2 separate regions of the Homo sapiens genome follow, and region 2 is linked to region 1. A link is an interaction called in ENCODE POLR2A ChIA-PET data of the cell type or tissue named here. Cell type or tissue: HepG2. All regions are shown on one strand. Links, peaks and the distances in the headings refer to the core of each region. The heading gives the core; the rest is flanking DNA.

Region 1 (4,392 bases), core at 83-4,082:
AGATATGTAAACACATGTTCAACTGTTTTTTAAACAACAATATTCTTTGAAATAAATTCTGTTGTATGTCTCTCCTTGGGAGACGGCACAGCACCAGAGACAGAGCTGTGGTTAGAGCCAGCCTCACACTCAAGAAATTAATTTAAAATGTTTCTAAATTATTATCCACCAATTACAATGATTTACAAACAGCTCTGTATATATTTTTAAATAACTCCTGTATTATACAGTCAATGAAAAATATACAAATTTGGGTTTGCTGGACCAAAATTTGTATAGGAATTGGCTATTGTATACATCAATATAGACTGCCTTAACAAAGTGAAGGCCTTAAGAAAGCATAATTTACAGATGAAGCAGCCACGGGTGTGTTTATCTGAAACACTGGCTTTTGCCCAGAAGTGTTAAAAAAGCTTGTGTTTCTGAAGGTTCAGGGAGCCAGAGGACTGATGGCCTCATCCTCCACTTGAGGAGCTTTTATAAGAGGCTCACACTGGGTGAAGAAGAAATGACTTGTCTGAGGTCACAAGCAAAGGAACCAGCTGATCCAAGAACTCAATCTCAGAACACCCATGCCACACTTTCCTTCTCCTTGGAGAGATAAATAATTAGTGCTGGAGCCTAATGAGGTGCTGGTAACATCCTAATGTCTTCTGAGTGGACTCTTGCCTCAGTTGCTAAGCTACTGAACCATCTCCCCATTACCCTCCCGAGTTCTGCCATGATAGGTGGGTGGAGGCGGCTCTCCGCATCCACCTTCTTAAGCTTCCCCAGAGACCCCTGGATGGAAAGAGTCAGAGCCTCTGCTAAAGGGACAAGGTGTCTGTGGGGTGTTTTTCTTGCTTCCCTGGGGTGGCCCATGAGCATCAGGGTTAAGGAACATGACTGTTGTTAGACCCAAGTTGTTCAAATGCCTTCTCTGCCCCTTGCTGGCTGAAGGACCTAGTATACATCATTGTTAGTAAGCACTAATGGTACTAAATGCTCACTGGGTACTGTGTTAAGTGCTTCACATAAATCATGGCATTCAACCTTCAAAATAATCTTATCAAGTGTTATTGTCATCTCTATTGTTCAGATGAGGAAAACAGAGCTGTGGTTAAGATCCCAGCGCAGGCAGGTGAGTTCAAATCCCAACTGTCGCATTTCAGCGCAATTTCTTCTAGTTTAAGTTCCCTCATAGGATTGTGGCAGGTTAAATGAGACAGTGCATATGTTTAGAAAGCCCAGTGCCTGGCATATAGGGAGCACTTCCTAATCATTAGCTGCTTACAGGAGTGGCAAGACCTAGTTCCTGCTCTGGTGAAGCTCAAAACCTACTAGGGACTAAGACATGCAAATAGCTCTACTGCTACATAAAAGTGGTATAACAGATGAATGCATGACTGGCTTTGAGAACACACGGGAGAAAGCGTCGCAGAGGAGTGCTGTTTAAGTTGGCCCTAAAGGGTGCGGAGGAGTTTGCCAGCCAAAAGAGGATCCATCTAGACACATGGATAACCTATGCAAAAGCAGAGAGAAATGGCAGAGGGGAAGGTATGTTCAGAGAAGGGTAAGTAGTTCACTATTGTTAGAACACTGGGATCACAGCTAGGAACTGGGCTGCATGGGACCTGGGGGATGGTTTTGAACATCTTGGATGCCAGGCCTCTGCCTGTAAGATGGGGGATACATGAAGGTACTAATGAGTAACAGGCTCTGGCTTCTGTTTCAAAGAGAACGTCGACTTTTCGATTCTTCCAACATTCTGTATTCAATTTTTGGTGGGCATTTTCTCATCAGTACTTTCTTCTACAGATTTTTCAGAACACACCATTTCCTAGTCCTGTCTGAGTCATCCCAGACCTCTGGGAGCTGGCCAGACTTGAAGGGTAGTCCTCACCATCCCTCCAGTCAAGACAGACCTGTGAAGGCAACATGCCTTTTACAAAAGGAACTTTCTCTACAGAATAGGTTGGTAACTGACACTAGCTATGAAAAAGCTGTGGAATCTAACAGGACCTGCTAGAACAAATACTCCAGACTTCAAGTCTAACATTTAGTAAACAGATTTCTTCCCTTTCTTTAAATGTAATGATGCAACAATGTGGAACCAAGTGAAACTGGCTTTGTGAGTCACCTTCAGAAGCGGCGAAAGGTGGCTTCTCATTTCCAAAGTTCACAGTTCAACATGGCCTGCATAAGTAATACAAACTGACTGCCACTAATCTCACCAGAAATCACCTCTGTCAAGAACTGTGTGAGGAGAGAGGGGACAGAGAAGGAAAGAAATACGTACCGACTTGCTCTAGTCGAGTGCATTTCTAATAGAGCATGACATAAAAAAAAAAAAAAAAAAAAAACCTCTCAGATGCAAGAAATGAAAGAACAAACAGAAAACAAATCAATCCTACATAATTACTTTTCTTCGAAGACACGTCAGCCTGTCTCTATTTTTTGGACACACTTTTGGTTGAAACGTGGACACAGAAACATGGAATAATTACAAATGTGTGTGTAATATTCCTTGCCAATAACAATATAAATATCTGGACGTATATATCAACACATACTTTGTTGCATTAGATTGAAAAAACTAATGGGGGCTGACGAAAAGCCCTTGTTGTTGAGCAATGTCATCAACATCCAGATCCCCAAACATCATATGCTTTCACAGGCCCCTCTACTCAGTTATAATACAGTGTGACATTCATTCTCTGAGTTTATTAGGATGCAAATCGAGTTTCTGGACAGACCTGGAAAAGAATCCCTTTAGTTTAGGGCCTCTGAGAAGACAGATGAATCAACTTCACTCCGGGTCGTAGGAGGATGCACCGGCCAGCGAGTCTAACAAAGCTGCCTGCATCCTTTTGAAAAAAAAACTGACCTTGCTGGGTGTGGTGGCTCACGCCTGTAGTCCCAGCACTTTGGGAGGCTGAGGTGGGTGGATCACCAGAGGTCAGGAGCTTGAGACCTGCCTGGCTAACATAGTGAAACCCCGTTTCTACTAAAAAAAACCAAAAAAAACAAAAAAAAACAAAATGAGCTGGGCGTGGTGGCAGGCGCCTGTAATCCCAGCTACTCGGGAGACTGAAGCAGGAGAATTGCTTGAACCCGGGAGGCAGAGGTTGCAGTGAGCCGAGACTGTGCCATTGCACTCCAGCCTGGGCAACCGGAGTGAAACCCTGTCTCAAAAAAAAAAAAAAAAAAAAAAAGAAAAAAGTTGACCTCTCTGAAAAGAAAAGCAGTGGCCACATTGGCTCAAGGAAGAAGAGAATGCTCTGAAATGCAAAAATATGACTGGAAAAAAAAAGGGCTTAATTTCTCAGTGCGAATTATAAAACTGCAGCACTAAAATTTAGTGAATACTTAAAATTTTGCTAAGGAAACACATGGAAACCACTTTGTCCTCAATGAGTTTTTAGGCATAAATGTTCAGGCAAACGTGGCATATTTATCAAAACCTTTGTCCCCCACGACAAGTTCAGAGACATGTTGCAGTGACTCTAATATCCTACTCACAGCATATTCTTACATATTTTAGAATCAAATAAAGGTGAAATTCAAGCGAAGAACACAGTATTGCCTCTTCCTGATTATGGGTCACCCCAAACTGACACAAGATGAAACAAAACCAACAACAACCTTTGGAGAGAAAGCCCAAGGTGACAATGCCTTTCTCAGTTGGGGTTCCCTGTGGTAACAGGACTTTAACCATAAATAAGACAGACTGCACAATCCACACAGTTAAGAAACAAGAGGATGTGAGGTGGAAGAGGGGTAAGAAATGTAATCTTTCATTTTTATGACTTAGTGGGCAATTCTTCGGACAGACCCACACATCTTTGGCCTTCATGCCTTTGGGGGAATGCTTCCAACAACCGCTGACAGAGGCCAGTGGGAAATGTGACTTAGAGAATCCAACCAGTTTCCTACCTTTCTGCTTGATGCAAAATTGGGGCACCCTTTATGCGATTTCCTACTGTCCTCCAGGACTGTCAGCTCTTCAGGATGTCACCAAGTTGATAGCGACTTGTTCTTTTTAGGAGGATTTGGGAGTTCAATGTACATCGTGAGTAAAATCTTCCCTTATGTCACTCAAGCCTGGAACAGTCTCCTGTGGCCACAACACACACCACCTTGGTTCAGAGCATAGGATGACGTGACCATGGCATATAGACTGCACTGCTGCAAAGTTTCTTCAATGGCCACGAGCCATCCCCCAGGAGAACACACAGTTGAAGGGGCACCAGCCCCTGCTTCTCTGCTGCAAAGTGAGCCAGATAACCAGGAAAACCCAGATAAATCCTCTGGTCAAGGTACAGCAGGAAGTCAAGGCTGCTGCAGAAGTGAACTCACTCAGGAGTTCTGGAGCTGACTCTGGCTAGTCCCAGTCAACAGAGCACACCTCAC
Region 2 (4,392 bases), core at 229-4,228, 66 kb after region 1:
TAATCCCAGCACTTTGGGAGGCCGAGGCGGGTGGATCATGAGGTCAGGAGATCGAGACCATCCTGGCTAACAAGGTGAAACCCCGTCTCTACTAAAAATACAAAAAATTAGCCGGGCGCGGTGGCGGGCGCCTGTAGTCCCAGCTACTCGGGAGGCTGAGGCAGGAGAATGGCGTGAACCCGGGAAGCGGAGCTTGCAGTGAGCCGAGATTGCGCCACTGCAGTCCGCAGTCCGGCCTGGGCGACAGAGCGAGACTCCGTCTCAAAAAAAAAAAAAAAGAACAGGAACAACAATATTAAATTTTAAGCGGTTTGTATTGCAATCGTATAACCCCTCCAAGGCCCTAAACATTCAGGAATAGTCCACAATGCCCAAAGCCTGTATCACTTTTCTGAGAATGATTTGGGGTGGTTCCCATGGGTAAGAGAGGGATATTACACAGAGAATGAAGATACATGACCTGTAAGTGCAAGTATTTCGGCAGAACAGACTAGGCAAAAATAGTGACCGACAGTAATGTGACACCACCTTTCTCCCAACAAAACAAAATAAGCAAAAGGAAACACTTCCAAAAAGATTAAAAAGGACACTGGGTCTTCCACATGTGAGTTCTCCAATTCACATTTAATGGCTGGCAAATGACTAACAATTGATTCTGGAGGGAAAAAAGAAAAGTTCTCATTCATAGTGTTTGCCAATTCCTGTGGTGTAGATACTCCTGCTATGGCAGATGTCTAGCTACCAGCATGACATCAACAGGCTTGCAAAACTCCTGAAAATTAAAAAATTCGCTCTGATGTGCTAGTAGGAGCTGACTCCAGCAATAACACTGGCTCGGGGAGTCCACAGCTGATGTCTAGGTTAAAGGCAGTTTCCACGGATCAAGCCTTTGCTTAGGTTTTGCCAAGACAAGGTTTTATCCAGAGTTGTAGTAGTTTTTGGAGACTATGCGGTCCCTATAGGAGACTAAGGTAGGCACAGGGTTAAAAAAAGGCGTAGAGCTAGTCACCATCCATCAGGTAACTATCGTTTGATCAAAGTACATAGAACTAAAAGGAAGCACTGCGATGGAGGAATCTAAGGCCCAGAGTGCGTGATTGCTACTCAAGGTCACTCTGAATTAGTAGCAGATCTGGAACCAGAGTTTTGACAGCCTCCCTCCTTTCTCTCTGTGCCTCGAAGTCTCATCCTCTTAGGCAAAGGCACGGCATGAATTTGGCTTATAACCGGGCAGGGGCACACATAGACAGTTCTGGCTAAATTTGTACATTTTGCTAGTTTACAATTTGCAGGATTTCTGCCTCTCTCTGTATGAAGAGGAGCTCTGCCAGGGATTGGTGTGAGCTTAAGAAAGCTAGCCAGAAACCCAGCTGACAGGAAGATAAGACCAACTGGGGTGGCCAACAGTGAAGGAATGAGCAGACAGGTTTCTACAAGACAACATACAAGGATGTGGGGCTGATGGGATATTACAGACTGGGAAAGGCTCCCCCACACTCTCATGCTAATTAGCAGGAAATAGAAGGGCAGAAGAGGGAGGTCCTTTGATTTTCTTAATAAAGCTGCAAACACAAAAAATACAAAATGTACCAGGCAATGCATCTCTTTTGCTGAAAATGAGATCAAATTAGGTACCCTAATTATTTTTCAAATGATTTCTGACCTGGTTATATTACACAAAACAGGACAGAGTGATTCAAACCTGCTGTCAATACAGAGTTAAGGAAAGAAAAATGCCAGCGATTCTGCAGCTGTCCAGCTGTAATCCTGGAGGAGTAGCTTTCATGGCGACTCTGATGCACAGAAACAAGCCAAACTGCCAGAGCAGGAGTTAAACCAAATAAACCTGAAGGATATCAGTTTATTAGGAGGAGGGTCTTAAAATAGCAGCCAGGAATGCATGGGTTTCCCTGGACAACTCGGATTACATGCCTTAATCCTGCCTTTAGTAACACAATGCACTAAAAGGTTCTGTTCAATCTAGTTTCTCTCTGAACTGCAGTACAGCTTAGGGAAGTCAGTCTGTAAGCAAACACACTGGTTGAGCAAGATGTATACATACAGTAATGTTCCTCAGAGGGGTTAGCTGGGTGTAAAGAGAAATAAGGCACAGTCTGGGTCTCTTGGAAATTTACACCAGGGTTAGAAGAAGAAACATGCCTATAAGGACATGGTCCCAAGGGTAAGGGTTTCCAGTTACACTAAAGGACGGTCTTCATGACAATGAGTATTCGACATGAACTCTAAAGAATGCATTCCTTCATTTAATGCATCTCTGTTTTGTGCCAGTTATGGGGACACAAAGATCAACAGTGACCAGTCTCATGGGGCTGGGTAAGGGGCGTCAGGCATTCTAAAATATTACCTTGAAACAAATTTTATTTTCTGTTTCATTTATTTAACATTTTCGTAATCAGCAGCACAGACATTAAAGTCCAAATGTGTTTAAGTGGAATGTAAACATTTGCTCAAAGCTGTGGGTGTTTGAAAGCAAAGAGGACTTTTGCAAGAGATATAGAAACATACAAGAATCACTTTTTTGCTCTTATTCTGCAAATGAAGCAGCAAAGTGTCCTAGAGTCCAGATGTAAATTCCATTTCCATTTTTTCTATTTCAAAAACATTGGCCCTAGCTCATCTTGTCTTTGGCAGTTCACTAAACTTTATTTAATGAGATAAAGTTGAAGAACTACTACCAAACACAGACATTCTGCTTAAAAATTAGAATGTAAGCACCAAAAGATTAAGTCAGGATGTAACCTAGTAGAAATTCAATGATGAAATGCCTGCAATCCATCATTTTTGCCAGTTAGAATCGCTAGAGTGGCTGCAGATGTTACCACTTGTGCTCTCAAAGGTTGAGGGCTGCCTTTTGCTAACAGATGCTGAAACCTACTAGAATTTAGGTGGCCCAGAACTTCATCACCACAGAGCTCTCTCAGGTTTCCCCATGTCCACAAATAAACCGATCACTGGATCAAGATGCGCTCTCCCTTTCGCTGTAAGTCAACCAAGTTATTAGCAAAGCTCCTTGGACAGAAGTTTGGAGTCTTTCCGCCTTTGCTGCAGCTCTGTCCCCCACCAAGAAATTGATTTCTGCCCTGACTGGCTTGGGTAGGCATTCTAGGTCATCCACTGTCTGAGGTCAATTTGGAACTGATGAAGAATTCTTAGAGTGAGGTGACAGGATAAAACACCAAAGAGATTCAGAAAGCCTGGGTTCTGATCCCATTTTGGCCACCGTCCTCTCAATTCTTTCAACAAGGATTTATTGAACATGACAGGCATGCTCCCTGCCCTCACAAAACTTGGAGTCTAGCACCAATTTGCTGGGTAGAATTGAGAGAGTCATTTTGCCTACTTCATTCAGACACCTACACACATATACACACTCAACTTCCCTCTATCATGCCATGTCCCCTTTTACCATCTAGACTTTGGACACGCTGTTCTGTCTAGAATACGCTTTCCTTATTGTATATAGCTAATGCACCTTTCAGCTTAGACCTCACTTCTTCCAGGATATCTTCCTGACTCCTCCAAGATTGGATTGGATGCTCCTTCCAGACATAAATGTCCTATAGACACTTATCACAGGATATTACAAGTGTCTGTTTCTGTGCTACGTGTCCTGTCCCTATTCCAAGCACAGCATCTGGCACATGCTGGGATTTCAGGCACCATATAGCCAACAGAGTTGGCTACAGTTCACTTCCAGCTCACAAATATTTGCTAAGCCCTGTCCTTGCCCTAAATGAAATCAAGACCAAAAAAAAAAAAAAAAAAATGTGCTTGCAAAATGATGATACTGTAAAAGCCAGTGAGACAGGGATTAAGCATTACCTTACACTTAAGGGCATTTTGGGGGAGAAGTGATCATTGTCCTCATAAAAATGAGTTCAAATTATCATGATATTTTTACATGTGGTGTTTGGTTATTTTTTAATTTTATTTTGTTTCGGAGACAGAGTCTCGCTCTGTCACCCAGGCTGGAGTGCAGTGGCACTATCTCGGCTCACTGCAACCTCCGCCTCTCAGGTTCAAGCAATTCTTCTGCCTCAGCCTCCCGAGTAGCTGGGATTACAGGCACATACCACCACGCCTGGCTAATTTTTTGTATTTAGTAGACATGGAGTTTCACCACGTAGCCCAGGCTGGTCTTGGACTCCTGAGCTCAGGCAATCAGCCTGCCTCGGCCTCCCAAAGTGCTAGGATTACAGGCATAAGCCACCGCGCCTGGCTAGTTATGTTTTTTTCTTAACATGCTGATATGTCAGAAAACAAACTCCAGGGCGCCTCTGATTTACAGTGTCCCTATACAGTTTTTCAAGAACTTCATACTCTTCCTTTAAGCTCCAATTCTATATGAACTCTCCTTGCCTACCTTCTCCC

Evidence for each region. Peaks named below come from ENCODE experiments on the same cell type or tissue, not always from the same donor. Only the 100,000 strongest peaks of a DNase experiment are listed, where the experiment ranks them.
Region 2: POLR2A ChIA-PET joins it to region 1 with 9 read pairs; 2 of 35 experiments call an interaction of 5 or more read pairs at or near these places.

The regions. Positions count from the first base shown.
Region 1 is chr11:19,976,601-19,980,992 of GRCh38, reverse strand. All of the region lies in intron 10 of NAV2 (neuron navigator 2), which reads right to left. NAV2-AS3 (NAV2 antisense RNA 3) reads left to right here. Exons shown (of 2, transcript NR_174949.1): 2 at 1,798-2,294. Among named protein-coding and RNA genes, the nearest start is that of NAV2-AS3, 2.6 kb to the left of the region's middle. RefSeq lists a silencer at 1,716-2,010 and an enhancer at 1,313-2,512. In HepG2, for the core only: no CTCF peak of the experiment used is centred there; a DNase peak (open chromatin) is centred at 2,062; H3K4me3 peaks cover 2,586 bases.
Region 2 is chr11:19,910,427-19,914,818 of GRCh38, reverse strand. All of the region lies in intron 6 of NAV2 (neuron navigator 2), which reads right to left. Among named protein-coding and RNA genes, the nearest start is that of NAV2-AS3, 69 kb to the left of the region's middle. In HepG2, for the core only: no CTCF peak of the experiment used is centred there; DNase peaks (open chromatin) are centred at 1,078, 2,038, 2,428 and 3,708; H3K4me3 peaks cover 1,762 bases.